Regions from separate parts of the Homo sapiens genome. Here all the other regions are linked to region 2. Evidence: chromatin loops called from intact Hi-C (ENCODE). Cell type or tissue: endothelial cell of umbilical vein. All regions are shown on one strand. Each heading gives the region's core, and the rest is flanking DNA. Links, peaks and the distances in the headings are about the cores only.

Evidence for each region. A loop is a pair of places that touch in the nucleus more often than their neighbours do. Peaks named below come from ENCODE experiments on the same cell type or tissue, not always from the same donor. Only the 100,000 strongest peaks of a DNase experiment are listed, where the experiment ranks them.
Region 1: a loop joins it to region 2, with 10 times the contacts of the local background. A loop is called at or near these places in 3 of 110 quality-filtered maps.
Region 3: it touches region 2 in a loop (4-fold over the local background); 90 of 110 quality-filtered maps call a loop at or near these places.

Annotation. Positions count from the first base shown.
Region 1 is chr6:7,971,931-7,977,278 of GRCh38, forward strand. The region is part of intron 4 of BLOC1S5-TXNDC5 (BLOC1S5-TXNDC5 readthrough (NMD candidate)); the gene reads right to left. Among named protein-coding and RNA genes, the nearest start is that of TXNDC5, 64 kb to the left of the region's middle. RefSeq lists a silencer at 3,987-4,116. In endothelial cell of umbilical vein, for the core only: no CTCF peak of the experiment used is centred there; a DNase peak (open chromatin) is centred at 3,361; H3K27ac peaks cover 2,500 bases.
Region 2 is chr6:7,728,492-7,733,839 of GRCh38, forward strand. The region is part of intron 1 of BMP6 (bone morphogenetic protein 6); the gene reads left to right. Among named protein-coding and RNA genes, the nearest start is that of BMP6, 5.1 kb to the left of the region's middle. In endothelial cell of umbilical vein, for the core only: no CTCF peak of the experiment used is centred there; DNase peaks (open chromatin) are centred at 2,540, 3,000 and 3,920; H3K4me3 peaks cover 1,726 bases; H3K27ac peaks cover 2,500 bases.
Region 3 is chr6:7,997,496-8,002,843 of GRCh38, forward strand. The region is part of intron 4 of BLOC1S5-TXNDC5 (BLOC1S5-TXNDC5 readthrough (NMD candidate)); the gene reads right to left. Among named protein-coding and RNA genes, the nearest start is that of BLOC1S5, 64 kb to the right of the region's middle. In endothelial cell of umbilical vein, for the core only: no CTCF peak of the experiment used is centred there; DNase peaks (open chromatin) are centred at 2,916 and 4,106; H3K27ac peaks cover 2,436 bases.

The DNA.
Region 1 (5,348 bases), core at 1,932-4,431, 240 kb after region 2:
GGTAAAGTGGCTGAGATAAGACAAGGGCCAATTTCATTCTACAATAAGCAGTCTGAAAAATTTTTAAAAATACTTAATTTTCTATATTAACTGAATTTTGGAAGGCAGTTTTTCACTAACCACATCTTAATACATTATAGACTAACAGAAACCAGCTTTTTCTCATATATACATGTAAAGTGCAGGCCTTCTATGGAGCAAGGAGACTTTATTCTCCCATTGGGCACCATTTTACTGTGTGGAGAAAATCACTGAGAAAAAGACACCGTCATCAAGCCTATACAGTATCAGCTTAATGGACATGAAAATACGGGGAAACAGGAATAATGTCAAAGGATGTAAATACTCAGAGTGATTCACATACAGAAGCGGGTGGCAAAGAACAGAAACACCGAGGCCTCTCAGGGCAGCAGCTCATGGAACGGCCCCTGATCCCGATGCAGCAAGGGATGGATGGTGGGTCGCTTTGCCAGCAGCCACCTGCAACCCTAGGGCTTCTAGACAATGGCATCACGTCCCATCTGTACCCTAGATGGCTGGCCCAAAGGACGCAGTATCCACAAAATTCATGATTATATTTTTATGGCTCTGTGAATGAAAATTCCCTCATAACAAGTAAGTCAATCTTCTCTCTTTCTGATCTTGAACTTTCTTTGGGTTATCTATGTGAATTTAGCAAACCACCCAGTGCAAGAAACGGCGCTATTGAGTTCAGATGGTGAATCACAGCCTTGCTTAGACCAAGAGACTAAGAACGCTACAAGCAAAGTGTGCGGTCCTTACCCAAGCCTAAGCAATCTAGCTAAGCTTCGCCTTAACTTGCTAGAAACATGCTGAAAATAGGTTGTATGATCGGGCTTTGATCGAAGTAAGACTTCCACTCTGATGAGGTCCCTCTCTTCAGGAGGTTTAAGTCACCAACATTTAAAAACAAACCTATCCACGTATTATGAAAAAAGGGTGTTGTAAAATCTGAAGTGAAGAACATTCTGCCTTTCAGTAGATGACCTAATTAATACAATACCATGATAGATGCCTGATAAATACTTCTGGAGATGATGCTGATTATTTTATAATGCTGTCCAAAAGTGAGTAGGTGTTAGGTCAAGGGAAAAAATATATAGCCGTCCCTTGGTGTCGGTGGGGGATTGGTTCCAGGACCTCCAGTGGATACCAAAATCTGTGGATGTTCAAATCCCTTAGAGAAAATGGCACCATATTTGCATAAAATCTATGCACATCCTCCTGATATCCATTAAAAATCTCTAGATTACTTTTAATACTTAATACAATCTAAATGCTACGCAAATAGTTGTTATGCTGCATTGATTCTTATATGTGTTATTATTTGTTGTTGTATTGTTATTTTTAATTGTTTTTTTCTGAAATTTTTTTTCTTCTCCAGACAGAGTCTTGCTCTGTCGCCCAGGCTGGAATGCAATGGCGCAATCTCAGCTTACTGCAACCTCCACCTCCCAGGTTCAAGAAATTCTCCTGCCTCAGCCTCCCAAGTAGCTGGGATTACAGGCACGCATCACCATGCCAGGCTAATTTTTGTATTTTTAGTAGAGACAAGGTTTCACCGTGTAGGCCAGGTTGGTCTTGAACTCCTGACCTCGTGATTCGCTCACCTCGGCCTCCCAAAGTGCTGGGATTACAGGCATGAGCCACTGCGCCTGGCCTTTTCTGAATATTTTTGATCCACAGTTGGTTGAATCTGCAGGTGGGAAGCCTAAGGGTAGGGAGGGCCGACAGTACTGTATTTATAAATGGTGTAATTAAGTTACTTAGTACTGACATGGGAGCTTTCATGTTGAATTGTAAGTCATTATGTAAATATTAACTATGTATCAAAATTCTTATAACAAAGCAGGCTATGGCATTTGCTTTGAGTCACTGTTGAAGAACAAGCTCTGTGACTTTGGAAAATGATGAAACAGAACTCATCTTCCTTACTCCCCACTGTCCTTGAGTTAATAATGGTTAATAACACTGACATTGCCATTCAGGACTTACATTGTACTTCAGCAGTTAAGTGATTTATAGTACAATACTGAGCTTGTAATGAAAACAATCACTATTTTAGTTATTATAAAAAATGTCTATGAGACCATGAAAGGCATTTTTATCACAAGTTTACAACAGAATCTTTCAAAGGTGATGGCTACCTGTGCATCTAATGACTTGGGCTAAAGAAGCCTGCAAAGCAGTGTAGCCATCTCTACATCTAAATGGTGCAGGGCAGGTGAGCCCCAAAGTGGGACTTAGCCCACGAGGGTTCTTGGCTTTGCCCAGGAAAGAATTCAAGGGCATGCTGGAGGTAGACAAAAACAGCTTAACTGAAGCAGCAGTGTTATACCTCCATGACTGCTCCTGCAGATCTGGGCAACCCCATAAGCAGAGAGGAGCAGCTCAGGGCAGCTTTGCAGTCGTATTTATACCCACTTTTAATTATATACAGACTAAGGGATGGTTTATGCAGAAATTTCTAGGAAAGGGTTAGTAACTTTTGGGTCATCGGATCATTGCCATGGAAAGGAGCGATAACGCCCGGGTGTTGACATGGCAATGGTAAACTGACATGGCACACTGGTGGGCACGCCTTATGGAAAGCTGCTTCCACCCTGGTCCTGTTGTAGCTAGTCCTTAATTTGGTCCAGTGTCTGAGCCCCGTCTCCAGAGTTGAGTCCCACCTCCTACCTCATAAAGGCAAGGTTAGTGAGTGGAACAGTTAACACTAGTTTCAGAGGCTCTTTAGGCAGCTCAGAACAAGCAGGTCCAGTCCTAGGCTATTCTCAGTTGCCTCTCTAGGTTATCAACGCCATCCTTTGAGAGTCAAGGATGTGTCAACCATCGAGAGAATGACTTATGTGACAATCAAACCCTCATCCTGTCAGATAATCATGCATTTTTTTTTTCCAAGGGCAATGGAAAGTGAGCAAACTCTTCAAGATGAGTTGATTGCATTAGTCTTTTTAAAAAAGTTAAGTACTCTTAAGACGACGGCAAGGAGTGGGGGGAAAAGTTAAGTACTCTTTACGTGACCCAGGAGTAAACGAGATCCTTTTGGCAAACCTCAGAATGTTGGATGGTGTTGACGGCATGGACTGGGCAACCGGGAAACCATGTGCTAACTGGCTGCTTCATCCCTTTTTCCTTTTCTGCGTCTGCCAGGTGGGGCCCTGAGTTCGGAGCACGTCTGGCTCTCTGCGGCATCCTGCCTGTTATCTCTGTCTGGCAAACAACCACTCCGTGCTCCCAGAACTTCGGAGCCTTCCAGGGCACTGGGGATGAGTCATTCTCAGCTCACTGTGCCAAAGGTCTTTTTGGCCGAGGGACTGAGGAAGACCATTGTTGTGGCTGGCTGTTATCTCTCGAGCCGACTCCACTTGGCAGAGGCACAAGTCCATCTCTCTGGTGTGGAACAAGGCGCTGGGCTCTAGATGAGTCAACACGCTAATAAACAAGAGGCATGGAGGAAATAGCAGCCAGTCTTGAAAACAAAAAAAAAGAAACATTTTGAAGTGTACTGGATGCCGAGATGTTTGTCCTCCATGGTGCAATCCTGCTTTATCTCACTCCACAGCCTTCCTATCAAAGAAATGGGGAAGTTAATAGTTTATCAAATGTGAATCGGCTGTAGTGTTTATGCATAACTTACATAGCACGGAAAGTATTTTTTGGTGCTGGGGGTACTGTTTTCTTTCATTGCAAATTTATATCTTTGTCATTCATCTCCCTTTTTGTCAGACTACATATTTTAGGAAGTCTTCTGTCTACCAAGAGGTTTATTGTCTCCTGAACTTATCCCCATGCCATCAGGGAAACCACCCCGACGGTGGCTCGGCAGTTCCCGGAGTGAGATAAAAAACAGCAAGCTTTCCCCTAATGTAGACAGAGAAGCAGGATGGAAACCCTGCTCTGGGGAAGGTCCTGTCTCTGAAGCAGAAGACCAGGGCAGAGGGAGAGCATGCTGTACCACACATGTGTTCCCTGCAAGCACAGCGTGGTGCTGTCAAGTAAACACTGGCCACAGCAACCAAGCAGCAGCAAAGCCCTGCCTCTCAGCACCTGCGTGGGTCACTGTGATGGCTCACACCAGGTGCACCAACACCTCACTCTGGTGATTTAGCAGGAACCCACAGATTCCACATGAGGCGGGAGCTCAACTGTTGAAAACACAGTGTGTCGCCATTAGGATTCTTGGGGAAATGCAGGTGGAGGAAGCCAACTCTAGTCCCAGGGCAACTTTTGCTTCCAGAGATCCCAAATGCACAAGAGTGTTCCCTAAGCTTGCTCTGGATGGAACGCAAGGGACACAGGACTTCCTAGGGTGACTCACAGACACCTTGTAATAATCCTGTGTTGACAGTCATAAGAAGGTGACCGTACCTCTGTTTCCTCCAGAAAATCCTGGTTTTGTCCTACTGTATGTATTAGTGACACCCACTTTCATGCTCAAAAGGTGTTTTCATGTGGATGACAAATGCTCCTCTTGTCAGTCCACTCCCTCATGGAACTAACGATCAGCTTCACTGATGCCACAGCTGCACTATTAGGGCCACTTTCCACCTGCACTTTGTTTCAGCAAATGCCTGTTAAGCACCCGTGGGGCATCCCTTTGCCTCCCACTGTGCTTGGCAAACAGGACAACATGAATAGATGGTCCTCACCACAAGCCTTAGTCTAGTCAGAGAGACAGACACCTCAATAGATGACTACACAGCCCTGTGTTAAATGTGACAGCAGAGGCACGCACAAAATAGGACCGCAGTGTCTCCCCTCAACGTCAGTTTACCATCCGCTCACTTGGAGAGTTATCTAGGGGATGTCCCAGCTTGCAAGTGGGGACAGCAGTGCTGGCATCAGCAGTGTGAGCAGACAGAAACTCAGAAAGCCATGGAGTAGGCGTGTTTCTTGCTGTGCTTTGGGAAGCGTCATCAGCATCTGGAGAGCAGAGTGTAAACGGGGACACAGAAGTGCTCACTTTTTCCCCTAAAGATATGCACAATTTTGTAATTTAAATATTTACTTCTGTTAGTGCTTAGCTACTACAGAATGCAAAATAAATCCACTCTAAAGAAGCTAAGATCCAGGTGTCTTAGTCAATTTAAGCTGCTATGACAGGAAACTATGATTTGGGTGGCTTATAGAATACAGAAATTTATTGCTTACAGTTCTGGAGGCTGGGAAGTCCAAGATCAAGGCCCTGGCAGATTTGGTATCTGGTGAGGGCTGCTTTGTGGTTTACAGATGGCACCTTCTCACTGTGTCCTCATGTGGTGGAAGGGGGAAGGCAGCTCTCTTTTATAAGGGCATTAATCCCATTCATGAGGTCTCCACCCTTG
Region 2 (5,348 bases), core at 1,522-4,021:
GTCACATCGCCCTTTCTCCCCCCTCCCACCCCACTGAGTTTTCTCATCTGTAAATGAGAAGGGTGCAGAGAAGACTCTTTTCTTCGGAGTCAGTGCCTCCGGTTTGCACTGCTTTTCATTCATAAGCTGACTTAGTTTAGCGCAGACATAGGATGGAGGGACGCGCTGTCAGCGGACAGATCATGGGTGCACTGGCTACGCCCGGGATGGTTGCAGCTGCGCGGCGGGGTGGGGCTTCACGGGCCTCCTTCCCATGTGAGACGGTGGTTGTGCCCAGGCCCTGAAGTGGGTGAGCAGACACTCGCCAAAGGAGCACACGGGTCTCCCAGCCACGTCAAAGACGCTCATCTTTTAACGGCATTACTTACTGGAATGATTCCCGCGTAGACTATCTGGGTGATTTCTTTACCAGCCTATCTATGATTCCCAACTCCACTGAGCTTTGAGGGAGAGAACATGGGGGGTAAGAGCCAAGGGAGGGTGTGGAGGCAGGGCGATTGGCATCCAAGTGGTGCAGAAATCCTCCTGGGAAATTCGTGAAACAGAATCTCACAGGAGTCCAGGCTCAGGGCCTGCCAATCTGGCTGCTTGCACTGCCCGGGGTTCTGATTGGACAAGAATTTTCACAATTTATTGGAACCAAATCCAAGGTTGAGCCACCTCCAGGAAGCATTCTAAGGAAATTCTCATGCCAGTCAATAAAATTTGTAGTGGGTGGGGGCCAGGGTGGCAGAGGACCAGCGCTGTTCCTTATTCTAACTTTTCTGCTGCTTCTGACTTAGTAAATTCCTCCCCTTGCTCTCTTCCTCTCCTCTCCTTCCACCCTCACCCCCCGCCCCCACCCCGCCTCCAGGTTTCCTGGCAGCTCTGGGGAAATGTTTTATTGCCTCTTGGGGGTAGTCCTAACCTGGACAAAGGGGAGGAAGACTGGCGCTCCTGGCTACTTCACAGAGAATCGTGTTACAGTCCCTGGGAAAACAATTCCTGGGCTTGAACCGAGGTTCTCAGCATTAGCTGCCCTGTAGTATCACCCGGGGGACTTAGAGTTCTAGGGTTATTAGGGCCGCTTCGTGGGCCCAGATCAGTTAGGTCAGAATCTTTTGAGGGTGGGGCACAGGCATCATTTTTTTTAAGTACCTTAGGTTTTTCTAATATGCTACCGTGGTCAGGAAACACTGGCACAGGAGATCCCAATGTCTGAAGGAAATGGATACATTGTCCCAGTAAGAGATGAAGAGCAAAGCTTTCAAACATTGCTACACATTAGAATCACGTGGGTGTTACGTGGGAGGTAGGGGGGAACGCCTTAAAAAAACCCAGATGCCCAGGTGGCACTCCATATCAAATCAGAATGTGTGGAGGTGGAAACCAGGTAGCAGTATTTTTTTGTTCAAAAATAAAGAGGATCTCCCAACGTTGCCCAGGCTGGACTCAAAACTCCTGGCCTCAAGCAATCCCCCTGCCTCAGCCTCCTGAGTTGCTGGGAAGATAGAAGTGTGCCACCATGCCCAGCAGTGTCATTGTTTTGTCAAGATCTCAGGTGATGTCAGTGTTTGGAAACCACTGCCTTAGATGGTATTTGAAATTTCAAGAGCTGGGCCTAAGGCGAATTTGTAAAGTATAGTCATATTTACTGTATTTAGTGACCCTCCAAATTCCCCTTATTCCTTGCTTCTCTGACTTTTCGTGGGCTACAGGGACACACTGCCTCTGAGTCACACTGCTTAAAGCTGGCTGTCAGCTAATCCTTGCTAGGGTGATGGTTTAACATAGTATCTCCCTAGGGATATTGACATTTTTCGTAAAGGATTTTGAAAGATCTAAAAAAATCCCCTAAAAATTTTTAAGAGAACTCACCCAGTAGTGCAATTCCAGGCCCCAAGACAGGCTGACACAGAACTGAAAGAGAATTCTAGGATGGGAATTCTATCCCAAGCCCCTCATATTCCTATCACTGGGCTCCTTGTACAAGTTATAGCTACTGTAGGTCCACTTCTGGACTCTATACTGATAGTGTGAAGAGAAAACCTTTTGCGGGTAAGTAGAATCCAAGCAGCAAGCCATGCCACCTGCCAATGAAGCAATTCTATTTCATCTTAATCCATGTAGCAATAGGAAAGGGGTATTTCATCATCAGAGGCTAGAATGGGGTAAAATCTGATTGCCATGACTCTGAACATAGGAAGGACAGTTCATTTGAACAAAGTTATTGCGTACCAATGTTGGATTCTCTATATAGGGATACTAGAGAATTACAGATTTCCTAATTGCTGTCAATGCCATGTTAACTGCCACATTACCTGACTCATCTATTAAAGAATCTACAGAAAGATAAACATGACAGCGCTGCGTTTTAAAGTACGCTTATACCTACTAGGTTAAGTAAATTACACACTGGAAGTACAAGGGAAAGTATTACATAGTTGTAAACATCCGACTTCCCTGGGACTGGGGGAATAATTTACTCATGAAATACATTTGAAACACCCCGAGCCTTGTAAGCCAGCCGGACTATCAGGAAGTGTGAATCAACAGGATAAATTTCTCTCTCATAGCGCAAGTGCTGGTCATCCAACCAGCTCATTGTTGTTTATGTTGACTGTTTCAAACTCTTTCTGGGTGAATAGGCTGGGATGTGTCACCTTCTAAATGCTAACCGTCTGCTGCCTGGGCTGCTGGTGTGCAGAGTGCCTGGGTGAGCGAGCTCGTGAACTTGCATTCACTCAGGGCCACAGATGCCATTTTCTATTTGTTTTCTAATGCTAAAAATGTCTTGGCAGCCTAGTCAGCATCCCTGCCAATTTGGTGACCTTGGAGAGGTATCCTTCAGGTCTTAGCTTAAAATTCACCTAAGAGAGACCTTCTCTGCCACTCTATATAAACTGGTCATGCCTCCATCCCACCCACTTCTGTACCATGACAGCACTCTGCTTATTTCCTTCCTTGTACTTATCACAAGTTTTTCTTTTTTCTTGTTAAATTTGCTTACTCATTTGTTTGTCTCCCCTGTAGGATGTCAGCCTCCAAAGGCGGAAACCACGCTAACCCACCACAGTAGCCCAAGTGCCTAACATAATGCTGACCACATGGAAGATGCTTTGAAAAGGCTGAATTAGTGAACATATAGACATAGCCCATGCTTCAAATTCATATTTCACTGATTTGGAAGATTTGATTATTTAGAAAGGGTATACCTGATTTTTATTGAGTAAAATGTTTACAGTGAAGACATTTAGGACAGGGAGGTTCACAGTATTTGAGGTAAATCATCGTGCTTTATTAATACACCTTTTTTATTAGTCACCCATATGTATATTAATTTGTAATATGCATTACATTTGAGAGTAGTAAAAACATTTAATTAAATATCTGCATTTCAGATTTCACTTGTTTATTTGAATTCACGAGGTATTTATCTCCAAATGCTAGGATTAAATGGCAATTTAAAAAACTCAAATTGTGTTCAGAAAAGGGAATCAGTATATATTAGTACAAGCAGCAAGAAACTTGTGCTAAAAATACTGGCAATTTTCTGAACAAAATTACTCTTGGGAAACATAAATAAGAAGAAAAATGGAATACTCCCTACTTGTATTTGTAACTAGATATAATGCGCTATCTCTTTCTCCTAAACATAGCATCAGTAGTACTGTTTTTCATTTAAGCTACCTGTACTTAAGAAGATTTTTGTTAGCAGAAAATAAATCCATGCCTGCAAGCTACTCACAGCAAAAACAGTTTGGAGAATTTGGTTGCAAGAGTGTGATTCAAAGAAGCAGTAGATGTTCTTCTAAAGAGATTACAAAGAGTAAATTTGAAATTCAGTGGCATTTCAACAAAAAAAAGTTGTACAAAGTGTTCTTAAACTAAGATCAAAGGGCAAGCAGATACTATTGTTCAGACCTCAGATGGTGTTTCCTCTGGGTGTCCTTCTAAGAATGGGTATAAATCCTTTTTAAATGTGCTGAATCATGGTTAGTTCCTCTATTTGAGAGCTTACCTCTGATCAGCTTGGAGGAGGGCTTCCCTGGGATAAGAATCTGTTTAAATACAAAAACAATGCTCAGTGCTTGCTTTAGCATATAATTTGTTGCCTCTCTGTGTCTTCAGAGAGTAACTACTTTATATGTTGGATTTCAAATTGATATTTTACTTGACTATGAATACTGGCTAAATACTGGCTATCAAATGTAGTATATCAAACGTAGTATATCAAACGTAGCAAACTAAAAGATAGCAGCTCTGCTGTCTTTGCCTCACTCCTATTTACGAAGGTGAGTTAGACAAGGAAAATGAAGAGGGTACAATGTCTTGCATCATGAAGCAGCTTTCTGTAACTTTTTCACAAACCAATCCTTCACTTTCTGCTTCCCATCTTATATCAAAAATGAACTATTCTAGGGAATGATTTTTTTTTTTTTTTAAGACAGTATCTTTTTCTGTCACCCAGGCTGGAGTGCAGTGGCGAGATCTCGGCTCACTGCAACCTCTCCGTCTCCTGGGTTCAATCAATTCTCCTGTGTCAGCCTCCAGAGTAGCTGGGATTACAGGTCTCCGCCACCACACCTGGCTAATATTTTTTTTTTGTATTTTTAGTGGAGCTGGGGTTTCACCATGTTGGCCAGGCTAGTCTCAAACTCCTGACATCAAGTGATCTGCCTGCCTTGGCCACCCAAAGTGCTGGGATTACAGGCTCACGCCACTGCGTCCGGCCAGGAATGACTATTGTTTAACTTAGCACAACGTCGTTACAGTTTTAATTTTTCTACTTCGATCTTTATTCTATTTTTCTTCCTCTTCTGTTCAGAATTTTAGTCATTTTGCCATCTTTGGTGCTTCCAGTAGTGGGAAGAAAAGTAGACAATATTTTAATTAGACAATTTTGTTTTTCACTAGTTTTCATAAATATATGAGTAAAAGGAGTAGAAATCACCGCAGAAACTCCCTAAGATAGGAATAGACAATTTACCAAGGCCCCATTCACGTAAACAGCTGTTACACATTAACCATCCTGTCCCCCCCTCCCTAGGCCACAGCATAACCCAGCCATGTGCCCAGCAGCTGGGCTGCTCCAGCCGCAGGGTGTCACCTGGGGGGCAGATATAGGGCATAGCTGGCATCTTCTCTTGTGTTCCCCGCAAGGAACCAGTGCATTATGTTGTTCTTATTTCCCTGTTTTCATCACGACAGCGGAGTTAACTTTATTCAAATACACTTTCTTTTCTGATCATACCCTTACCTTCTCTTCAACACCCTCACTCCCATCTCTGATCCAGCTTTTACCCACTGGAAACGTGTGAGTCGGAAAACGGCACTAGTCTCTCCTGGAATATATGAAAGTGGTGATA
Region 3 (5,348 bases), core at 1,932-4,431, 270 kb after region 2:
TCAAAGAGTCTGGCATTCAAAAGAGGCTCCACAAATGTTTCTGTCTTGTCTCTTTTCTGCCCATTTACATTCCATTCATCTTTTACATCCTGCCTCTTCCATGAAGCCTCTTTGGAAGACGCAATGACCTATTTCAGCCTACAGTGATTTCTTCCTCCTGTAAAATCCAAGCGTTCTAAAATGTAGTTTTAAACTGTTTCCCAACTATTTCATTTAACTTAGCCTTTGCTTCCTCAACAAAAGTTTTTTTACAGGGCAGTAATCACATATTATATACCTCATTTACACTCCCTGTAATTAGCCAAGTACTGGATACATGTTGACTGGCCTAGTGATACAGTCCCTGCATGCAGTCTAAGACAGATGTTGCTTTAGAAAAATTTCATTCTATATTTAACAATGCTTATAAAAAAGTATATGGCAAATATAAATTCATAATCTATCACTTGTCCAGTATAAGTAACAATGAATTAAAAATTCACAGACTTGAATTTAACTTTCCTACCTGTGTAAGTCTGTGCTATGCCTAGTCATTGAAGACTAACAGACAATTGGTATTTGCTTACCAAGCTATACTATATCTTGCCAAATTTCAATATTACCAAGAAAATAATGACCATTCCAGAAAACATTAATAACACTTATCCTTAAATATAAACAGCAGCCCATTAGGGCTTAAGTGCGTCACAGACAGCTTCATCGAGTTGAGTATTCATGGCTGGCGATTTCCCTCTGAGGTAGCTATGAAGACTAGTAAGGTAACTGGAATTTATAGAATTGGGTAACTAGTGTGTTAAGCCAATCCTGGGAGTGAGCCAAGATAAGAAAGCCAAAAATGATTCCACTGCTATAAACTAAAGCCAAACAATGAAGACAACTGATTTAAGACTCCAGACACTGTTCATTCTCAAGTTCTTAACTAGGCCTAGACCACTGAAATCTGGCTCCAAAATATTCCACGGAATGAACGATGTGCCAAGGCCTATGCCTGGCCCTCCTCCACCCAGGACTGCTTTCCCCACACCGCAGGCTGCACAGCCCCACTCGCTGTCCCTTGGGGCATGGTGGCACAAACCCTACTTCTGCTTTTAGCTTTTGTCACTGACTCTTCTTCAAGAGGTAATTTGACCCATTACCTTTTTAATAAAACAAATTGACTCATTCCACCTATAGCTTCTCAATTTGAGTCTCCTGGCTTGAAAAGAGCCAGTGGGAATCAAGGAACAATGAGAAAGGTAATGGATTTTCTAACATGGATGTGTGGCCAACCACATCGTTCGGCCAGGCAGTGGCCAGGCCAAATGGAAAGATGCCTTAAAGAAAGAAAACCTCAATTTAGCGATTTCCATAATTTATGAGGAATTGGTAAATTTCTGATACAATCAGAAATAAGCATTTTTATTTTTTAATTGTTTTGTGGAGATGGGGTCTCACTATGTTGCTCAGGCTGGTCTCAAACTCTTGGGCTCAAGTAATCCTGCCTTGGCCTCCTGAGGCTAGAGCCACCATATCCGGCTGCCTGAAATAAGTAGTTTTAAATGCCAGTTTCACACTATACTTGTAAAAGTTATACATTTCACTAGAGCAAATGTCAAACAAGTTGATTTTGAGGCGGAATGAAGAGACACGACATCGATACCTAAGCTTCCACACAGGGAAGAGGATTTACGAAGACCCAGAAAGCCAGACAGAGAATGGTCTATCTTTCCGGGAAAAATGCCCAGAGGCAGCCGATGAAACCCCCTAAGTAATGCTGCAGTGTCTCAAGTCCCTCTTCAATCTGCTCAGTGTTCCTCCCTGTGACTCTTATATCCAATTTATTACACCTTTCACTCATGGGGGAGGATATGTCAACACAGAGGCAAATGCAAACATTCAGATGAAATGTAAAACACAACCTAGTTTCCAAACAGCTTTCTAGTTGGCCTTGTACAGGCTCAACAGCCAGATGACTATTCTCAATTTTTTTCTCATCCCTGATTAAATACAGTACCGACTTCCTTTCAAATGAGAATTCCAGAAAGCAATGTCTAAACATTAGCAATCTTCCTAATTGTTATTCTTTGCCATGGGTACCATCAGGCTACCTTGGTGATGTTTAGATTGCTAAGGATTATAAAGATGCCTCTTCATAGGAGTATCTACCAATCCACATTCAAGGGGCCCAAAAAACTCTCACACTACCCCAAAACATGTTTTGCTGAAATAGATATTCATTCTTCTTTTTTTTTTTTGAGACGGAGTCTTGCTCTGTTGCCAGGCTGGAGTGCAATGGCACGATCTGGGCTCACTGCAACCTCCGCCTCCCAGGTTCAAGCAATTCTCCTGCCTCAGCCTCCCAAGTAACTGGGGCTACAGGCATGTACCACCACGCCTGGCTAATTTTTTGTATTTTTAGTAGAGACGGGGTTTCACCATGTTAGCCAGGATGGTCTCAATCTCCTGACCTCGTGATCTGCCTGCCTCGGCCTCCCAAAGTGCTGGGATTATAGGCGTGAGCCACCGCACCTGGCCAATATTCATTCTTTCTAAAAGTTTGCATTTCTTATCTGGAAAGTCTGAAACAGAAGTCCCAAATTCTCTTTAGGAGTAAAAGGAAAACAATGTTGTAAAATAAGAATAGTTCAATAAACTGCAAGTAATCTCTGGGATGCTTCCCAAAAGTGTACAAAAAGGAACCCAGGGCCATCATCTCCCAAGAGGCTGTAAGGCAGTACAAAGACAAACAGCTCACCATGGCCAGAGCCCCTGTCAATAGCGCCGAGTGCTTGGTAATTTATTACCTCTGGTCCCTGGACTGCAGTGAAGGAAACTGGAATGTCATACCTTCATTCACAACACTGTCTCATGGAATTATTTTTTCCGGATTCCTTGGGAAGTTAAAGTATTTGAGAAGAATATCAGGAACTGTTGTTTCAGCCTGTTTTGTGAGTAGATAATTGCCTTCCAACTCCATTATTTCAGGAAATGATGTGTGCGGCATTGTTCCTAGATGAGGGGAGCAATGTGTTTTAGCAAGACCCATACATGCATATGAAAACAAAACAAAACAAAAGGCATGCAGTCTAAGTCACTTCACTCAACTCAGACTTTTAAAATCTGGTCTCTAGATAAGAGGCTGGCCCCAGACAACCTACCCACATACCAATAACATTCTTTTGAAAGGGTGTAAGCAAAATTTGTTTTAAGAAGTGAGAAATTTTTACCAAAATTACTAAATGTGGTAATAAATAACTTCGACAAATTAAGTGCTATCAAAATGGGTTCAGCAGAGACCTATTTGAAAGGCTAAATTTTTCTCTGATTTGGGTCTGAGTCAAAGACCAGCATGGGAACTAGAAGTAAAACACATTTCATCCTGAAAAATACCTTTGATTCCATGGAATATATTAGCTGATCTTCCTGAAATGTGACATCATTTGTGGTACCAGCTGTATGGGTGTGCCATCTAAGGATTTACTAAACTAGTATTTCTTTGGTTTAATATGTATTTTAAGACCACAGAAAAAAGTCTAATCCAACTAAGTGGTCCAAGGGGAACTGTTATGGACTTCATTCTAAGAAGCTTAAATTTCTTATGATCATGACCTGTTGACCTTTTAATGGATGGATTACACAGAGCAAATTCCCAAATGGACATCTAGAATTGATGATAATGATAATCATTGTTATAAAGGAAACATTAAATATAGCACATGTGAGGTTCTATTTTACATATATTAACTCATTTAATCCTCAAAACAAACTTACGAGGTTAAGTATTGGTCTTTTTACCACCCGTATTTTACAGGTGGGGAAACTGAGGCACAGATATTGAGGTTTGAGATGCCTATTAGGCATCTCAGTGCAGATGTTAATCAGGTGGTCAAATATGTGAGGAAAAAAACAGGGCTGGAGATACAAATTGGGGAGTTGATAGTTAATCATCCTAAGACTGGCTGCAGGGAAGTATCTGCAGGGAAGAGATAGCTGGAGGTCTGGCCTTGAGGCATATCAATAATTAGAGGTTGGAAAGAGGAGGAACACCCAGAGAGGCAGAAAGCAAACCAGGAATAGCTGGTCATCAAAAAGCCAAGTGAAGAAAGTGTTTCTAGAAGGAGAGAGTAATCGATTGTACCTACTGCCGTTGAAAAATAAGGTGAAAACTCAGGACCATTGGATTTGGCCCAATGGAGGTGGCTGGTGGTTTCAGGGGAGGAGTGGTACTGAAAGCCAAGCTGGAAAGGGTTCAAGGGAGAATACAGAATGCGGTAAGTGGACACAGCAGCAAATACTGGCAGCTCCTTCCAGGCATTTTGCTATAAACGTGAGCAGATAAATGGAGCAGTAGCTAAAGGGAAAATGGGGAGCATAGGGAAGGCTTCTTGGGGTTAGGTGGCAGTTTATAACGCATTTATAATATGCTGAATTAATGATTTTGCATAATCTAAATTTTCTTCATCTTCTGAAAAAAATAAAATTAGTTTGATAATTAATGTTCAAAACATGCATTTCTGTTCTGCACACATTTAATCCATGTTTTGTTTTGCAAGAAGCAGGATAGGTTACACATCGTTGTCTACACTTGGTTCAGCCAGTCAGTCAGCCTCAGCAATGAGTGTTCCAGGTTACTTTTCAGTTGCTATAGCCTGCAATTTTGCTATCCCTAACACTGTAAGTGTTAGGAACTTGCAGAGGGAACTTGCTTTTTTCTTCATGAAAATTTAGTCTAGATGCTCCTAGGTGGGCAATGGAGGGGGAAACGTCCACATGGAGAGTAGTAACTAGACCTCACGGGACAACATCTACCTTCTTTGAGATTTCTCCCTGCCACCACCACTATCCAATACTTTTGGTGTTGAGGGACAGTGCCTTGCTTAACTTCCTCTACATAGCTGAGATCATGTTGGAACATTTAAACGAAGTTTCATGGAGAATTTGGGGGTTACAACATGGAAATGGCCACACAATACAATATAGAGAATCTGGTTTACAAAACATAACTCACTCATCTCTGGTTCAGGTGCTCCTACAAAGATGACTGCGTGACCTGTAGTCCACTTCTGTGAGGCAGAGGTTATCTGTAACCCCTGCCCACTGTGGAGGGAGAGAGAGAAGAAAGAAAAGGGGTAGGGGGAGAGAGAGGGTGAGAGAGGTAGGTTCTCACACCCACCTAGTCCTCTTTAAGAACGCACCACTTTCTCAGGTGATTAACATTAGTAAGGTCTATTCATTTCAGGACTTAAGTATAGTCTTATTCTGTGGCCTTAATTAGTCTTATTCTGTGGCCTACATAAGATTTTAACACAGTAAACCCAACATCCATATAAGACACACACACATACACACACACACCCCAGATACAGAAG